Regions from separate parts of the Homo sapiens genome. Here region 2 is linked to region 1. A link is a loop called in an ENCODE intact Hi-C map of the cell type or tissue named here. Cell type or tissue: Caco-2. All regions are shown on one strand. Region 1 overlaps AGT (angiotensinogen). Region 2 has its middle 9.9 kb from the start of COG2.

What was found. A loop is a pair of places that touch in the nucleus more often than their neighbours do. Peaks named below come from ENCODE experiments on the same cell type or tissue, not always from the same donor. Only the 100,000 strongest peaks of a DNase experiment are listed, where the experiment ranks them.
Region 2: it touches region 1 in a loop (6-fold over the local background); 9 of 110 quality-filtered maps call a loop at or near these places.

Annotation. Positions count from the first base shown.
Region 1 is chr1:230,707,742-230,710,241 of GRCh38, reverse strand. AGT (angiotensinogen) reads left to right here. Exons shown (of 5, transcript NM_001384479.1): 2 at 1-247. Among named protein-coding and RNA genes, the nearest start is that of AGT, 5.1 kb to the left of the region's middle. RefSeq lists an enhancer at 794-1,615. In Caco-2, no CTCF peak of the experiment used is centred here; DNase peaks (open chromatin) are centred at 1,121 and 1,491; H3K4me3 peaks cover 446 bases.
Region 2 is chr1:230,631,287-230,633,786 of GRCh38, reverse strand. No RefSeq gene overlaps it. Among named protein-coding and RNA genes, the nearest start is that of COG2, 9.9 kb to the left of the region's middle. In Caco-2, a CTCF peak has its summit at 1,315 (motif pointing left); a DNase peak (open chromatin) is centred at 1,306.

The DNA.
Region 1 (2,500 bases):
CTGCTGTCCACGGTGGTGGGCGTGTTCACAGCCCCAGGCCTGCACCTGAAGCAGCCGTTTGTGCAGGGCCTGGCTCTCTATACCCCTGTGGTCCTCCCACGCTCTCTGGACTTCACAGAACTGGATGTTGCTGCTGAGAAGATTGACAGGTTCATGCAGGCTGTGACAGGATGGAAGACTGGCTGCTCCCTGATGGGAGCCAGTGTGGACAGCACCCTGGCTTTCAACACCTACGTCCACTTCCAAGGTAAGGCAAACCTCTCTGCTGGCTCTGGCCCTAGGACTTAGTATCCAATGTGTAGCTGAGATCAGCCAGTCAGGCCTTGGAGATGGGCAGGGGGCAGCCCTGCGGACATACCTGGTGACCACCCTTGAGAAGTGGGGAAGTGGCTGCTCCGCTGGGTCCCTGGATGGGCCGTCCACCTCCTGGACCTGCTGCCCTACTATGTGCACGACTATACAACATCCTTTTTCTTACATCATTTAATCCCCTTATGATGTGGTGAAGAGGTATTTGTGCCTTTGTTTACCAGTGAAGAAATAGAGACTCGGAGAAACAAAGTGCCTTGCTCAAGATGGCACAGCCACCAGTGGGGGTCCTGGGATTGAAACCCACATCTCCTGGCCCCACAGCCCAGTTCTACACTCAGAAGGGTCAGGTTCATATCTCTTGAGAAGGTCAGGAACTGGGGTCCCTGGCCCATGCAGAAATAAGCAATTGGCTTGCTTAAATCCCTTTCATGTTAGGAGGGGCATTACTGAAAACCCTCTACTACAAAGATTGTTGATTTTTTTTTTTTTTTTTATTGAGACAGGGTCTTGTTCTGTCACCCAGGCTGCAGTGTAGTGGTGCCATCATTGCTCACTGTAGCCTTGAACTCCTGGCCTCAAGCGATCCTCCCACCTCTGCCTTCCAAAGTGTTGGGATTAAAGGTGTGAGCCACTGCACCCAGCCACAGATTGCTTAAAGCATTCATTTAACAAATACTTGTTGAGGATTTGCTACTTGTAAGACTTTAAGCCTGGCATCTCAGAGGAGGCCAGAGGAGGGCTGTATAGGCCCTGCCTCCAGGCTTTTAAAGGTCAATGGGCAAATGCCTAGGATTTGGAGCTGCAGGGAAACGTGCTCCACAAGGTAACTCAGGGAAGCCTCGGGGCTCTCAGAGGACAGAGGTCACTGGGGAGCGGAGAGCAGGCCTTGCCTGGCAGTGAGGGCAACAGGGCTGGTGAAGCTAGGAGCAAGCATGATGAGCCCAGCCTGCAGAGTTTGGGGCAAGGAACGAGGATGGGGCGGTTGGCTTGGCATGAGTGTTGAACCAGAAAATGGGCCTGGGGAGGGCAGAGCTGGAGACACTTTGAACGCCATGCTTGGTAGGTGTGGGAATGGGGACGCGTTCTGTTCAGAGGTCATCCCGGAAGCCTGCCGTGTGCAGACTGGAGGCAGGGAGGATTGTTTGAAGGTTACGCAAGAGTCCAGGCACACAGTCACGGGAACACGTGCTCAGGGAGCAGCTCGGCAAATCCATGGGTGGGGTGGGGCTGAGGGGTGTGTCTAAGAGACACTGAGGAGGCTCTGTCAAGATGTTAACCTCGTGAGGGACAGAGAGCCAGGCGGGAGGTGAAAGACAAGACTGTGGAGAAAGAGGTTCAGTGGCGCATAGTGATTTTTCTTACCACAACAACCTCCTTGAGGTCTTTCCCTTCGGGTTCAGGGAGAGGTGATAGATGGGGGGATTGCTCAGCCCTGGCACTGACTGGTCACAGGGGCAGAGGCCAGCCCGAGGGTTGCCCGGTTGAGGGTGGCAGCACACTGTGCAGGGCAGAGCAGGGACACATGGACTTAGCCTGCTGTCCCTAGGAGAAGTGCTGGGAGGAGCGCTCACTGAGAAGGAGGGTCCTGCAGAAGGCAAAGGCAAGAAAGCCAGTGGCATCTGAAATGGGTCTCCCTTCGAAAGAGAGCACATCCACCTGACCCAGACCGCAGAGCCAGGCCAGGAGGAAGAGGAGGAAGAATAAAAAAGCCAACCACATCGGGACTCAAAGGAAGCCCAGGATCCTCGCCGGCCTCCACCGCATGCTGCCCTGACCCTGCCCCACTTCCTAACTTTGCTGGCCTCAGTTTCCGTCAAAGGAGGCAGCCACTTCCTGCCCACATGGTCTGTCCAGTGAGGAGATCGGGGGCTGTCTCGGGACCTCTAGGTTTCCCTTTAGCAATGATGTTCTATTTACATGACCTCAGCAGGCAGCTAGATGTGTCCCACTAGAGAGGACCTGAGGATCTGGGGCCTGATGGGCTCCAGGGTACCGTCTGCCCAGTGCTTGCTGTGCTCCTGAGCATGGGGCGCTGGCCCTGGTGGTTTCCATGACACCAGGTCCTGACTTGACCTCGACAGATTTACCTAGCCTCCGGATGAGAATGGTGAGCTGTGCATGTCAGACGAGCAGAGGGAAGACGGCAGCCACTCTCATGTCAAATCCCAGCGTCTTTTGGGAGGCAGCT
Region 2 (2,500 bases), 76 kb after region 1:
GTTTTAACCTCAGTTACTGCCATCAGGCTTTCAGTCCCGCTACTCTAGGGAGACAGCTGTTTTTCAAGGTCATTTCAAGGTCACTCATAATCACCACTTTGCCAAATCCCATAAGTCATTCTCAGACCTCAGATTACTCAACCTGTCAGTCCCAATTGACACAGTAGTCCCTCTGTTTTTCTCAAAATGTTTCATTTTATTCACTTAGCTTCTGACTCTGCCTTTGTTTTCTGCCAGTCTTTGTTGGCTTGTCCTGACCTCAACTTTTCAGCACCAATGTGCTCCTGAACTCAGACCTGTTTTTGCTTAACTCAGAATCTCCCTCAAGGCAAAAATGAAGGCATGACTGGGCTATGTTCTCATCTGCAGGTTCAGCTGGGGAAGAATCTATTTCCAAACTCATTTAGATTTTTGGCAGAATTCATTTTCTTGCACCCATATGTCTGAGGGCCCCAGCCTCTTTTTGGCTATCTGTTGGAGTCTGCCCTCTGCTCCTAGAGGTCTCCTGCAGTTCCCTGCCATGAGACCTCTCCACAGTGGTTGTCAAGAAGCCCTTTGCTTCTTCAAAGTCAGCAGGAAAGCCTCTGATTCCAGTCAGCAAAAAAACAGACTTATGTAACATGGTGTACTTGTAGGAGGGACAACCCCTTACCTCACCATATTCTACTAGTTAGAAGCAAGTCTACGTCCTGTCTACTTTCAAAGGACATAACATAGGTCAGATATCAGATGGCCATCTTAAAATGCTGCCTAACACACCTTCCCTATCTCTACTCCCTGCACAGACAAGCTCTCCCAGCCTCAAGGCTTTAAGTAACACCTCTGTTCTAATGACTGTCACATTTCTGTCTCTAGCCTGGACCTCATTCCTGAACTCCTGACTTGTATATCCAACTGCCTACTTGTCACCTCCATGTGGATTTAACAGGCATCTCAAATTCAACACATCCAAAACCAGACTCCTGATTTCCTCTAACTTGCTCCTCCTGTAGTCTTTCCCATCTTGGTAAGCAGCAGCTTTATTGTTCCAGTGCCTCAGGCCAAAAATCTTAAAATCTTCCTAATCCTTATCTTGTTCACAGGATCCACGCATAATGCATCAACAAATTCTGTGTGTTTTGCCTTCAAAACACATACAGAATCTCACCACTTCTCCCCACCTGCCCATCTACTGCTCTAGTGCATGCCACTGTCATCGGTCATCTAGATCAGTGGTTCTCACCTGGGGAAGGTTTTGTCCACTCTTCTCCCCATGGGTTTTGGCAATGTCTGGAGACATCTTTGGTGGCACTACTGAGGGAAGGGTCACTACTGGCATCTAGTGGTTAAAGGCCAGGAGTGCTGCCAAACATCATACAACACACAGGGCAGCCTCTACAACAAAGAATTATCTGGCCTTAAATGTCAATGGTGCAGAGGCTGTGAAACCTGATCTAGATGAACGCAAGTAGCCTCTGAACTGTCTCCTTGCCTCTACCCTTGCTCATCCTCCTGCGAGTCTATACTCCACAAAGCAGCCTGAGGGATTCTTTTCAAATCTAAGCCAAGGCAGGCCTCTTCTCTGTTTGAAACCATACAATGGCTTCTCATTGGTCACAGAGGTAAGGGTCAATCCTAACAAAGGCCTTTGAGGACTTACGTGATCAGGACCCCACTACCTCTCTTCCCTGTCTCCTACCATTTCCCCTCTTGCTCCATTCCTATTGATCCCCATGCCTTTCTTCAAACACAATAGGCACGCTCCCATGTTCAGTTTGCTGTTTACTTTGTTTGGAATGCTTTTCTGCAGATATTACTGCTGCTCACACTTTTATTTTCTCCAGGTCTTTGCTCAAATAAGATAAACTTCCCTGACACAGCCTAATAAAATAGCAACCTGCTCCTGTAAACCTCCACCTGCCATGCCCCATACCCTGCTTTACCTTTTTTCCTAAAACTTATCAACTCCTAAGATAGATAGACTGATAGACAGAGAGATGAACAGATATATAGATGAATAGATAGATAGATGATAGATGGGTAGACGGATGGATACACAGATGATAGAGATAGATAGGTAGATGAATAGGTGCATAGATGGGTAGATGGTAGAGATAGATAAATAGATGATAGAGATAGGTAAGTAGGCAGATAGAAGACACATTAGATAGATATAAATGGATAGATGAAAGAGATGGATAGATATAGGTAGATGGTTGGATAGACAGATGATAGAGATGATAGGTAGATAGATAGATAGATAGATAGATAGATAGATAGATAGATACATAGATAGATAGATAATTTGTCTGCTTATAGTCTGACTGCCCCACTAAAATGGAAGCTCCATGGAGCCAAAAACTGTATCCTTCTTATTAACTATTCCATCTCTGGGGTCTAGTATGGTACCTGGCACATAGTAGGTGTTCCATAAATATTGAAGAATGACTAGTTTCCTTGTTTGTACTTTTGCCTTCATTCTAGCCATTCTCCACACAGCAGTCAAAGGATATTCTTAAAA